Regions from separate parts of the Homo sapiens genome. Here all the other regions are linked to region 2. A link is a loop called in an ENCODE intact Hi-C map of the cell type or tissue named here. Cell type or tissue: CD14-positive monocyte. All regions are shown on one strand. Each heading gives the region's core, and the rest is flanking DNA. Links, peaks and the distances in the headings are about the cores only. Region 1 overlaps ACBD6 (acyl-CoA binding domain containing 6). Region 2 overlaps ACBD6 (acyl-CoA binding domain containing 6). Region 3 overlaps ACBD6 (acyl-CoA binding domain containing 6).

Region 1 (4,617 bases), core at 1,060-3,559, 67 kb before region 2:
ACTCTGTTGCCCAGGCTGGACAGATTTGCAGTTGTGCAATCTCGGCTCACTGCAACCCCCGCCTTCCGGGTTCAAGCAATTCTCTGCCTCAGCCTCCTGAGTAGCTGGTAGCTGGGATTACAGGCGCCCACCACCACGCCCAGCTAATTTTTGTATTTTTAGTAGAGACGGGGTTTCACCATGTTGGCCAGGCTGGTCTTGAACTCCTGACCTCATGATCCACCCGCCTCAGCCTCCCAAAGTGCTGGGATTAAAGGTGTGAGCCACCGCGCCCAGCCATACACACATTTTGTATATACATGCATACATAACATATGTATGTATACGTATACATACGTGCGTAGATACACATGTTGAATACATATTCATTGTAGACACAGACGTGTATACATGTATTAATACTTATATTACTCTGACACGTGTATATCCTATATCAGTATTTATATATTTATCTACTTGTATACTAAAAACCATAAGTTTATATTCATACCTGTAATTCCAACCCAACACTACAGGGTACATGATAGCCTTCCCTCTTTCATATTTGTAACTCCTTTCTCCAACAGAACAACCCTGCTCCCAGTATCCTCAATGTAGTTACTCATTTGCTTAAGTCTAGAATATACAGAAAGTAGTTTCAGAATTTCTAACCTATACCACTGTGAAAAGAAAATTTACCAATAAAGTTCTCAATAGGAATCTTACTTTGTTTTTTGGCAAAATTTATGTATAGTGAAATGTACAAACATTAAGTGTGTAATTCAATGAGTTTTGACAAATAATAAGGCAGTTTTGTAAAAACTTTGGTGAAATTGGAAAATAACCGCACCCCAGTCACCTTGTTTTTTTGGCTACTACTAAATTGACTCTGATCACATGGAAGTGTAATAATTTTCTTTAGTGTGAATGCCCTGAGCCATGAGGTAACCCTGTTCTGAAGTGGTTTCCTTGCTTGTAAATAAATAATGTTGACATGTAAAGCAGGACCACCAAACTGTAAGTCTTGTAGTAATTTTAATGTATTTTCCACTCTGGACAAAAAGATGTGTTTTTATTCCTGATAAATATTAATAGTTCTAGAAGAGGACATTTTCCAAATTAAAGAATTAGGTATTTTTTCATAATTCCCGGGTAGTATCTGATATTTTCCATAGCTCTTTGGAGAAGATTCTTGTTCAAGATGCATGGGTACTATTTCTTTTGAGTCCTATTATACAAAAGCTTTCAAGTACTAATAGCAGAATGATTACATTTGAGTGTATTTGGTATCTTAGTCATATACACTAGGCAAAAACAAAAAAGCAGCCCATTAATGACATTAATGATCTCTCTCCAGATATCACTGATTAAAAGATTAATAGTATGTATTTTGCATATATAATTGTATCCTAATCTGTAATAGATTACCATTTTATATTGAACCAAATATAAAATGAGGCATTTTGTTCTTTTTTCTACCATGTATTAAGGTATTATTGATACTAGTCAGTCATTTATTTCACACATTAGTTTTATACTTACTGTGTGCAAGTTGTAGTTCTAGGGGCTGGGGATTTAGCACTGAACACAGCAGAACAACCCCTGCTCTTAGGAAGCTTACAGTCGGACAGAGATAAGTAATAAAGTAAATATTATAGTAAATATTAATAATGTATTAGTAAAGTTGTAGTGTCTTAGAAAGTGATTAGCACTGTGGAGAGAAAGCAGGGAAGAAGGATAGGGCACACAGGAGGCAGGGGTACCTTCTTAATTTAAAATAAGATGGTCAGGAGAGGCTCACTGAAAAGGTAACATTGAGCATAGATTGAAATTAAGTGAAAGAATGAGCCATACAGGGGGAAGAACATTCTGTATAGAGGAAACAGCTAGTGCAAGTCTCTAAAGTAGGATCATGCCTGACGTACTCTAGAAACTGCAATAAGGACTGAATGTATATGAGAACGAGGGGTGGAGAAATAGAAAATGAGGCAGAGTTGGGCACATGGTAATATAGCCTGCTGTAATAAGGATTGTGGCTTTTACTCTGAGAAGCGAAATATACTGATTGTAAACTTGTAAAAAGACTTAGGTATTCCTCCACATTGTCCACTAAATGATATTTTCATGAAAATAATAGAGGCTTATGGAAACAAAAATTCAAACAGTGTGGAAGAGTATAAAATGAAACTTTTAGAACAAGTACCTTGCCCCACACACTCACACACTTTCAGTCCCATTCCCTAGAAGTATCTTTTCACTTGTGACTGTTTCTGTAATCCTCAGAGCTACCTCCGTAACACTGAGCTCTAAATTCTTCTTTTAAAAAAGTTTTCTTTGAAAATTGAACGTTTGTCTGATATATAGATGAAGGTTAACTTAGTTTCTGCAATTCCACTTCTCTTTTGTCCTCTTCCTCCGTTTCTACTCGCATCTAGTAAAACCTTTAGTGACCACCAGAGGGAGCAAAGTTCAACATAAATAAGATGCGTTTTTATTCTCGGGAATTTCTAGTGTTTTCTGTGTGTTTCAGTGATATTGTTAATACCTTGGTTCTCTCTTGCTTTTTTTTTTTTAACTTCTTAGATCTTTAAAACTTTTATATTTACTCGGGATCTTATTATTAACTTCATTTCTCTTCACCTCACTGATCTGATGATGTTTAGACTAGCATCCATTGTTATTTGTGTGTTGACCATGGAGAAAAATAGCATAGATGGGAGAACTGACACTCTCCTTTCTTTAGTTCCAGCAGCCAAATAAGTGGTTGTCTAGCTGTCCAGTATCCATCTAGCCTTTTGCAAAATTGGCTGCTATTCATCTGTGGTTTTTGTAACATCAGCTAGTTATCTTTTACCTATAAAAATTATTGAAAGATAGATAAATTTATACCTGTTGTTTATACTTACCTATGAAGGCAGTCATAATTTTTATAATTTATATTTAAAAAAATAACTAAACAGATTTGTTTTTGACAAAAATTTACCTTTGACTTTTTTCTTGTTATTCATATCTAATTTTTGTTGACTATAAGGTATTAAATTGAGGTTCTCTAGGTGCCTTATGCTAGAGAATATTTCTTTAAGTTATATATTTCTCATGTATTAAAACTCTCATCTCAGAAAGAAATTCACCTGACTATCGAACTTGATAGTACTCCATCCAGCCCATAGACTCTTCAAGGCAAGGACCGTGTCAGATTCGCCTTTGTGTTACTATTTACCACCTACAAAGTTCAGCACAGGGCCATACCATAGAGGATACCTAGATTATTCTAATTTCCTTATAATTCTCTTTTCCAGGGTAAATAACATGAATCCATTATATTTCTCTCTTAGAGTGTATTTCCAACCTTCTGGTTCTTCTTTTGTTTCTTCAAGTTCCAGGGCATAACTTATGCTCAGTATAAGGGGAATACTTTATTTAATTTAATTAGCATTTTTAGAGCATATAGATATGTAGGATGCTATTAGCAATTCCTGAAAAAAGCTACCTGGGAATAAATAGAAAACTTAGCATTTTTGGTTAAAGACTAACAGTGTTGCTGAAGAAATTAAAATATACACAGGGAAAGTGAATTTTGAATTAAGATTTGAGTATGGTAAAGGCCACTTTTAAGGTAATAGAAATATTATAAAGCACAAAGTCTGCATGATTAAGTATTTTTTTGCCCCAAGTTTCAGCCTGTGTTGATGATTTTCAAAACTGTGTCTCTCCTTATCATTCTTGCAGTTTTAACCACAGTCTATATTGATTCTAAATTTATTTTTTAGCCCTGATCTTTTCTGTGATCCTGATCAGGGATTAGGGTTTTTAGACCAGGGTCACAAAAAAAAAAAATCAAAAACAAGCGCCTTCATGGGCCAAGCCATTAACATAAATGAATGAAGTCGGTTTTGATTTATATAGAGAGAATCACAAGGTTGTGGTTTGCAGTGAAGTGCATGCCCTATTTAAAGAGGGGAATTGGATGTTAGCTCCAGCCAGTTATTGCCATGAATGCTCAGTAGTGCCAGATCTGATATAAAATCTTGTTTTTTTTTTGTTTTTTTTTTTGAGACGGAGTCTCACTCTGTTGTCAGGCTGGAGTACAGTGGTGCGATCTCCGCTCACTGCAGACTCTGCCTCCCGGGTTCCAGCAATTCTCCTGCCTCAGCCTCCTGGATAGCTGGGACTACAGGCACATGCCACCATGCCCAGTTAATTTTTGTATTTTCAGTAGAGACAAGGCCTCACCATGTCGGTTAGGCTGGTCTCGAACTCCTGACCTCAAGTCATCCACCCACCTCGGCCTCCCAAAGTGCTAGATTACAGGCATGAGCCACCGTGCCCAGCCTGAAATCTCATTTTTTAAGTGACATCTTCTGATTTTTTTTAAAGTTAAACATAATGTGAGCCTAATCAAGTACTTCTACAAGCTCCATTTGACTTGAAGAACTCTGCCTTTTTGGCTTTGAGTTTCATGTGCTGGAATACTTATTGAGCATTTCTGTTTAGTGTTGCATTGGCACTTCAGACTCAACAGGTCTAAAATAGAACTTATCAACTGTCTACCCCCTTACCCTGCCTTCAGATGCTTTCTTCTGCTTCTTTCCTTATTTAATGGTATTGCCATATACTGAGTTCATTCAAGTGAGAAAC
Region 2 (4,617 bases), core at 1,343-3,842:
CTGAGGATCATAGTATAGATTCTCATTTGTTGTCTTTGGTAAGATTGAGAGTCAAAAACAGTATCCTACAATGTGAAATCAACATCTGTAATTTTAATTAGATATTAATTAGAAGTGGGGGTTTTCAGTGTGCTAAGTATGGCAGCCATGACTATTTAATCCTTGATTTAGGATTTGATTTTACCTATTTTGCTTCTCCCAGATAAGTCTTTTTTTTTTCTTTTTTAAGAGACAGGATCTTTCTCTGTTGCCTAGGCTGGAGTGGTGTGATTATAGCTCACTGTAACCTCAAACTCCTGTGCTTAATTGATCCTATCACCTTAGCTTCCCAAATAGGTAGGACTACAGGCACGCACCACCACACCCAGCTAATTTGAAATTTTTTTTGTAGAGGTAGGGTCTTGCTGTGTTGCCCAGGCTGGTCTCAAACTCCTGCGCTCAAGTGATCCTCCCTCCTTGACCTCCCAAAGTGCTGGGATTATAGGTGTGAGCCACCACACACTTCCTCATATAAGTCTTAAATGAGCTTCACTAAACACCTTTGAGTAAGAATAGATTCTTTTTTTCAGGGAGAAAAACATCTGTAAGTAAAATTAATATATGCCTGCCTGTATGATTGTTTTATATTTATAAATTAAAACATACTTTTTAATCTCAACTTATAAAATATTGATGGTTTCATCAGATAAAGATTATATAAAAATTATATTTATAAAATTAAGATTAGATATGTGAAAGATTATATTAAAAAGAACATTAGACTTTGAGTTTTATATTTGGCATATACAGAATGTTGAAAAACATAGTTGAAATCAGTGAGATGACGGCATTATTTTCTAACATTATATTTGAACAGAATACATTTCTTTGCCTTTCAGATCAACAACTTCTGGCCATACATCCAACAAGTAAATCAGGAACTTAAATTCCTACAAAGAAGTAATATTCACTAGCAGTATGACTGAATTTTGGAAGATAGTGTGCAGTGCCAGCTTTTATCCTAGAAAGACTACCTCCAAAGGAACTTCACAGAGTGGCATTTTTGGTGAATTACCATTGATCAGAGTCCATTTTTCAACCTCAAAGATGTAGAAAAAAGATCCGTAGATCAAGCAGACCCTTAGAAACAGAGTAGGAATAATAAAATTGGCCCAAAACTGAGGTGTAAACTAAAATGCTTGTTTGCTTACCAAAGGGACTATGTCTTTGTAGTGATTGAAGTGCTGGGTCCCTCCTTTCTGAGAATTGAGGAGTCCAGAAAAACAGATTAATAGTTAAATGATTATTTGTGAACATAAAAATAGAGCCAGGGAAAGTGTATCATTTTGAGGATTGCCTTAGCCATGGTCCTAATGAGACCTCATGAATGAACTGTCTTTCTCCAGAGAAATCACTCAGAATGCTTTTTTGCCTCCGTCTTTTGGTTATACTTCCTGAAGTATACTAACTATAGTAAGGAGAGAGGTGTAATGCCTCTCCTTTACAAACGAGGAGAAGAGTGTTTGAGCAGAGGGAATGTGGAAAAGGAGAATGGTAATGAAATATTTGCCACAGGAACCCTTTCAGGTAGATCAGTTTAGTAAAGAATACATTTATCTAGAAGATGAAGAGCTGGAAATTGAGTCACTTAAAATGATCTATACCTGCATATCTCTTTAAAGGAGTTTATGTACCCTAGAGCCCACAAATTCCTTAGTTTGAGGAATTATGGCATTTGTTTTTATCTTTGTAGATATTGGCTTACTTTCTTTGGATTTTCATTCATGCAATAAATACTTATTCATTGTCTATTTACTAGAATACTGTGTTTTATATCTGATTTCCAGTTGCTTAGTAAATACATGAATTGAATTGAATATTTGTTGAATGTGCCTATTAAATAGATTTCCAAGCTAGTTCCTTCCATAATTTTTGTAGTTAAATGGACTTTATATGTCTTGCCATGAGACCTATTTGAAATATTATTTTGATAAGAAAATGCTATCTGAGTAGAAAATGGTACAGATAACATATTTAGGAATGGGCAAGGATCTTCCTGTGATTGGGTGAAAAAGCCGTACTTAAACACTCTCCCTCTTTCCCATAGAGTGTGCTCTGATATTTCAAAAGAATGTCAAAACCAGTGATTATTCCTTCAGGAATATAAATGTATTTGCTGTCAATTTCAGAAAAGTTGTAGTAACCTGAAGAAGAGACTTTCTGTTTTGTGCTAGAGATAACATGGGACATCCTTTAGGGTAGCATCATAAACATAACTCACAGTCATCTATAGATAATGAATATGATAATTTTGAGATTCACAAAGAGAGGGAACAAGATACCTGAGTAAAAAATCAAGAAAGGAAAATAAAGATATGGAGAGACACATTTATTTATTTAAGGCTCTACTGTGTTTCATAATGGTTGGATTCATTTGCATGTTATTTTGTTTCAAATAAGCATGGATATAGTGGGCAAGATTGACTATGGAAGGCTGTATTGAGCTCTTAGAAAATGGTAGAGGGAGAAAGTTTGATTTATACATTGTACATAATTTTAGGGGGCAAGAAAGGAAATATGGAATGATATTGCTGTAGATGTTTCTTCATTTTGGCCACTAGATGGTGACATTGTATAAAAACAGCTTGGTTGTAGAAGGTAAGATACTCAAAATTTGGTGTGGGATTGGATAGCTGTATTTAACAAGTAAGCCCAAGAGTGTCACTTAATTTTTTTATATTCGTCATTCAGCCTTGTAGCATTTTTGGCGAATTTATTGAACTTCTCTTTTTGGTATTTAATTTATATGTGTATACTATCCTGAAGTATTTTGTTAATATCTCTGTGCCTAGCATATTTGGTGATGATAAACTATATACGATAAACAAATACTTAAACAAATGCTACCTGCCCTCCAAAAAATTCACATAGCAAAAAAAACTAGTTGATATATTTGATGTGTCTAAGAAACATATTTAAGATACATTAAACAAAATAGAAATTTATATGTGTTTGTACTGTGTTTACTTTTTTACTGCTTACAACGGTATACATGCACATTTGGAAGTTGGACTCAGGAAGAGGGGCCACTCCAAAGGTCCTCTCATCTGTGAATAACGCTTACATATACTGGGTATGCGTAACCCACATGCCAAGGATCCTTCTGCTTTCCTTTCTGTGCCCTACCACCAACTTCCCATTATTTTCCAATTCAGAAACAATTGGCGAGTAGCACTGTAGTATTGCTATGACTTTAAAAGACACAGTTCTTTCTGTAACAGTTGAAGTTGGTGCCTCTTGAATTAGTGGGTTTTCTGTTACTGGATTGGAAGAAAGTAGGTCCCTATTATCCTTAAGTTGGAACTCTGAAGGTATTCTTTCATAGACATGGTGTTTTTTTTTTTGCGTGTGTTTGTTTGTTTGTTTGAGACTTAGTCTTGCTCTGTCACCCAGGCTGGAGTGCTGTGGTATGATCTCGGCTCACTGCAACCTCTGCCTCCTGGGTTCAAGTGATTCTCCTGCCTCAGCCTCCTGAGTAGCTGGGATTACATGCACGTGTCACCACGCCTGGCTAATTTGTGTATTTTTAGTAGAAACGGGGTTTCACCATGTTGGTCAGGCTAGTTTCGAACTCCTGACCTTATGATCCACCCGCCTTGGCCTCCCAAAATGCAGACCTGATGTTTGTTTTTGGTTTTTTTTGTTTGTTTGTTTTTTGTTTTTGTTTTTGTTTTTTTTATTTTTTTGAGATGGAGTCTCGCTCTGTTGCCCAGGCTGGAGTGCAGTGGCGCAATCTCGGCTCACTGCAAGCTCTGCCTCCCGGGTTCACGCCATTCTGATGCCTCAGCCTCCCGAAACATGGTGTTTTTAATGGTGGTTAAATATGGCTAACGTGGTATTATTTGCAGCTCTACTTTCTAAAATCAGAATTCTCTTTTCTGGGGTTTGACCTCACTTCTTATTTTCTTTACAGAATAAGTGATCGAAAAAGCATTTTCTCTTCTGTTTAACAGGGCCTCTTCAAGTGACCATATAGTCCTATTAAACATGATTTCTTACTTAAAACCTACATCATTTTCTCTAGCTTTGAAGCAAGTTGTTTTTCCCCTGTTCTGTTATAGTCCTTTTTAAGGATCCAGCTTTTACCTTATGTTAATCCTGTGTAGATTTTTGTCATCCCAGCTATACTGTTTGGGTCTTAAAGGCAAACTTTCTTGCTTAGCCTTTTATCTGTTATCAACAAATTCTTGTCCAGTGCCTTACATGTAGTAGGTGCTCAATAAAATACTTAAGCGGCTTAAAGAACACTTAGATGGCTGATGCTAAAGTAGTGTCTTTTAAGAAAATTAGCTATGACTGGAAATAACTTTCTGTATGACACAAGATGTTTAGATTGGCTTTTAGGATAGAAGAACTCCTATGACCAGGTGTTTTGCTTTCTGATGAATGGATGCTCTGGCATTGCAGGTTATAAAACACATCAGTTTGATTTTTGGAACGCAAAATGCATTCCTTTATACTTGTTCATAAAATTCAGTCCACATATGGGGCAGTTTGATTGTTGATATTCTAAATTACTGATCGTTATGGGAGTCACTGATTCTTTTGAGAATCCGATTGAAACAATTCTTCCCCCTA
Region 3 (4,617 bases), core at 1,123-3,622, 51 kb after region 2:
AATGTATCCCCCTCGGATAGAAGGGGACTGCTGTACCAATACTTTAGTATTATTTAAGTCCTGGAACTTGGAGTCATTTTGTAAGTATTTGTTGACTAATGAAACAAATTTATTCATTCCCTTATGCAAAGAAATCTCTACATCTGCAAAAACATAGGCAGAGTTTCTGGGCTAACAAAAAGACAAATGCCAATGCAAAGGAAGTCTGAAAATTGTGAACAAAGATTATTAAACCAGTATTTACAGATCGAACATTTTAATCACGTTTCTATTCTGCAAAGTATGTTTTTCTGTATTAGCTCATTTTATCCTTACAGGAATCTGTGTAGCATTATCTTCATTTTACAGTTGAGGAAACTAAAGCTCAGAGAGGTTATGTGAATTGCTTGAGGACACAAAGCTAGTAAGTGGTATAACCAGGGTTCACAGCCCCCTGGTATTTTCACTGCAGATTCCACCCTTTTTTTCCTGCATTGTGTTGCCGTCATAGTTTATCATACTGACTCAGTGCTTCTAGAATTCATAGCTATCGGATGCATTTTATGAGGATATAGTAATAAGTTCCTCATATCTTCTATATTATATATAATGAAATTCATATATGTAGATGACATTTTATTCATCAGGCTTTTCCTTTCAGTGTAACTTTTAACCCATATTCCTATTCACAATTTTGTTTAATCAGTTATTTCTCTGTCATTTTTATATTGAATAGTCACTTCCTTTGCTAAGTTTATATCTGAGAATGAACAGCTGGCTCACAGTACAGTGTGAATCAAGTTCAAATTACTCTGAGTTCAGAGAACACCCAGTGTCATCTTATTTTTACATCTAACTGAATTATAGGACACTGTCAAAGTGTTATGACCTGCTATAGTAAATTGCTCCTTCTTAATGGTCCCCTGGCTACATTCTCTCTTGGTACTGCTATTAACCAGAAATTGTTGACATTTTGCACTATTGTAAGCTTGAAAACAAAAGAATTAGTTTTTATCCCCAGGAAAACCTACCGTCTTCACCATAAAGGTTTCTAAATGTCTAAGCTACCTACAACTGAATCATAACATTTTGTAGTCTAAAGTTGATGGTACCCTCAGAATTGAATTAATTCTGTAATTCTTTCAATTTTTAAAATGTCAGGCAATTCTTCCTCATTGAATTCAGGAAATTAGTTAATCATCTGCCTTAAAAGAACTAACTTGTTTGAATGTTGAACTGGTGGCTCATTGATGGTTTCTGAGATGTACTATTTAAATAAGTATGTGCATGTTATAAAATATATTTGGCTATGCCTAGTGTTGCTAAATTTTAAATGTTCTTTTAAATGTAACATTATAAGAACCAATTAATGATGAAGGAATTACACAGAATAACAAAATGCTTGCAAATGAGACCAAGCAATTTGCTTAGTTATACTAAGTAAACAGAGTAAGTTCTAGAAATGGTCAATATTGCTTTTGATCAAACTGATATACTCAGAGTGATTAATGCCTGAAAGATGGGAAAAAGATAAGAAAAAAAAGACTCTTCAAAGAAAAGTAATTTTTCCGTGAAATAATTATAGAATATGGAGCATATTTAAATATACTTATGGACCATATGCATGTATACATGTATAGAGATTGTTTATGCACAAATATCATCAGTAGAAAATTTGACGGCTATTGTGGACCGTAGGTAAACAATGAGATGGCAATGTAGTGTTGCTCTTACAAAGCAAATTTACTGCTGCCATTACAGTAATAGGAATATAATCTATAAAGGCCAGGGCAAAGTACTGTTATATACATAGCAATTATTAGGATGTAATTAATATAAAACATAAAGCTTAGATTTTTGTATTTCAAAAAGGATGTTGATAAATTTGAAGACTCCAGAGAAGGATTTTTTAAAATCAGTAGTTTGGAAATGGAGTTTTTGAGTAAAGTCTCATGGTCACAAAACAGTATAAGTCATGTGCAGCCCATAGATCTGTTTTTGTTTGACACCTGTAGTGTTAGTCCACAATTTATTTATAATTAACTGTCAGTTAATTTCATATAAAAGTACAGATTTTAGACTTCTCTTGAAAAATCTGCAAATATGGCAATCGTGGGCACGTTCTTCTATCAACTAGAGCTGAGTACCTACTGCCCTCTGTTGACAGGCTTTGAACTCTTCAGTTTCCCTGACCCAGTTGACCTCAGTCTTTTATATTTTTGCCTGAAGACTTTTGAGGAGTTTATAACCTTGTGTTTGGAAAGACTGTGTTTGGAGTCACGTTACCTGAATTCCAATTTCTATTCTGCCACTAACTATGACCTTGAATAAATAATAATTGTAAAATCTTAAAAGTAGGAATTGGCCAGGCGCGGTGGCTCATGCCCGTAATCCCAGCACTTTGGGAGGCCAAGGTGGGCGGATCACGAGGTCAGAAGATTGAGACCATCCTAGCTAACACGGCGAAACCCTGTCTCTATTAAAACTACAGAAAATTAGCCAGGCGTTGTGGCACACGCCTATAGTCCCAGCTACTCGGGAGGCTGAGGCAGGAGAATCACTTGAACCCAGGAGGCAGAGGTTGCAGTGAGCCAAGATCGCGCTACTGTACTCCAGCCAGGGCGACAGAGCAAGACTCCATCTCAAAAAAAAAAAAAAAGATAGAAAGGAATTTAAAGATCATCTGGTTCAACTCCCACCTAATGCAGGACTCCTCTCCACTAAATTTCCAAAAGATGGTTAAGCCAGCTAGCCTGTCTGAAGATTTCTGTTTACTTCACAAAATAGCCTATTCTGTTTCAGAAAGTGCTAATTATTAGAAATTTCTCCTACCTGTTAAATCTATGTCTGCTTACCTATAACTCACTCTCGTTTTAGTTCTGACTCTTAAAACTATGAAGAAAAGTTGTATCTCCTCCCTTCCAGGTGTCAACCGTTCTGTTATTTGAAGACAGTAGACATTTTCTTCCTAAGTCTTCTCCAGACTAGTTTCACCAACCTAGTGGCTCATTACTGAATCAATGTCCCTTTTTAAACATGTAACACTAAAAATGTACATTATATAAGATGTCTTATCACTGGTAGGGAACAGAGTAGAGCTGTAACTTAATAGATGTGACATCAAAGGCAAGGTGTCTGCCTTTACTGTTCCTCTTAAAGTGTAGCTTATTTGTAAAATGTGCTAGGCCATCAATAAGTGAATGGTTTTATAGCAAATCACTGTATAGATGTAGATATTATATTAGCCCAATATTAGCCAGACAAGTTATAGAGTTTCTTTGTAGACTTAGTGCCCAGTCTTTATTGTAGCATTGTTTTAAATATTTGCCATCCCTTTTTTTAAAAAGGTAAAGAAAAAGCAGGAAAAAAGGCTTAGACACATCTTGTATTCTTGTTGGTATCATGGCATTTGTCAGTGTGTTCATACTTTTTAATTTTCTAGTACTTGCCGACTTAATCCCATGAGCTTACTTCTAATATCAGTAAAGGGTATGAGCTGTCTATGTGGTTCAAGCTGCCACTTGAGGGTTTCTCCATTTTGTGGAGCTTTCTAATGGAATTCAAGGTTCTCTCTAAGGATGAGCATTACAAAGCCTTCCCTGGCTGCTGTGGGAGGAGGAAGTGCACCATAGGTTCAAGGACACATGTGAAGTTTAATGTGCACAAGCATGCTCCCGCTCCTGCTCCTGCTCCTGCTCCTGCTCCTGCTTACTCTGATTGGCAAGGTTAACTCTGAGAAGCTGCTGCTTTTTTAAGTGATTTGATTAGACCCATCACTTCATTCCTTTCAGTCCTCCCTCCCAAGGACCAAACCACCACTGTCTTTGCAGTCTTTGCTTTGCCCGTTACATTTTCTCTCCTTTTTTCCTGCTTTTTCATCAACTTTTAACATTTCGTAAAACAAAATAAGGAACTCAAAAGTAAACTAACTTGCCTCACTGAAAGCTTTGACATGAAAAATTTCCATACTTTTGTTTTCTACACTTGTAAATTACAAAACTTTTATTTCATTTTCACTTAGCTCATAAGGAAAAATAGAATTATTATTCACATTAGTTCACTTAGATAATTCCACAGTCCTCTATCAAAATTTATTTTGTACATAATGAATTCTTTCCTCACAATCGTTTTAAAAATAACCTTTTAATTACAAAAACTTCAACGAGGTACAAAAATAAAGAGAATATCTAGTTTCAGCAATTACCAATTTGTGGCCAATCCTGTTTAATCTGTACTGCTATCTCACAACAGTGGTCTTTAACCATTTTAGGAAGAATATGAGGAAAGTTATGAACACCAGAGAAAAAGGACCTACATGTTAAATTTTTGCAAAATATGTTAATAAGTTAATACATTTGCCAGAGCCCGCCCTTGGCTATCCTAGGAATGCAAGAATTCAGAGTGAGAATCCCTGCATCCCAGCAAAGAGAATATTAAAGTTTCTCAACTTCTCTAGTCACCTGAGTGTTGGGATTTGGGATTAGCATAGGTTCTATGCCAACAGTGATGAAGTTAAGCCAATGGCAGGCTCTTTGTAATGATTAAATATTCATTACATAATCGCTTTTCTAAATATACTTCCTTCCATGTTTAGCTTCTTTTCCCTTTGGTTGCTTATTAGTTTGTCTTTTTAAAATT

The links. Peaks named below come from ENCODE experiments on the same cell type or tissue, not always from the same donor. Only the 100,000 strongest peaks of a DNase experiment are listed, where the experiment ranks them.
Region 1: it touches region 2 in a loop (2.3-fold over the local background); 4 of 110 quality-filtered maps call a loop at or near these places.
Region 3: it touches region 2 in a loop (2.5-fold over the local background); 7 of 110 quality-filtered maps call a loop at or near these places.

The regions. Positions count from the first base shown.
Region 1 is chr1:180,480,445-180,485,061 of GRCh38, reverse strand. All of the region lies in intron 3 of ACBD6 (acyl-CoA binding domain containing 6), which reads left to right. Among named protein-coding and RNA genes, the nearest start is that of ACBD6, 20 kb to the left of the region's middle. In CD14-positive monocyte, for the core only: CTCF peaks have their summits at 2,233 and 2,435 (motif pointing right); a DNase peak (open chromatin) is centred at 2,431.
Region 2 is chr1:180,414,185-180,418,801 of GRCh38, reverse strand. All of the region lies in intron 4 of ACBD6 (acyl-CoA binding domain containing 6), which reads left to right. It overlaps LOC105371637 (a long non-coding RNA gene), which reads left to right. Exons shown (of 2, transcript XR_922334.3): 2 at 879-1,800. Among named protein-coding and RNA genes, the nearest start is that of MIR3121, 22 kb to the left of the region's middle. In CD14-positive monocyte, for the core only: CTCF peaks have their summits at 2,373 and 2,585 (motif pointing right); DNase peaks (open chromatin) are centred at 2,621 and 3,131; H3K4me3 peaks cover 389 bases; H3K27ac peaks cover 445 bases.
Region 3 is chr1:180,362,758-180,367,374 of GRCh38, reverse strand. All of the region lies in intron 6 of ACBD6 (acyl-CoA binding domain containing 6), which reads left to right. Among named protein-coding and RNA genes, the nearest start is that of MIR3121, 73 kb to the left of the region's middle. In CD14-positive monocyte, for the core only: CTCF peaks have their summits at 1,881 and 2,082; a DNase peak (open chromatin) is centred at 2,134; H3K4me3 peaks cover 18 bases; H3K27ac peaks cover 393 bases.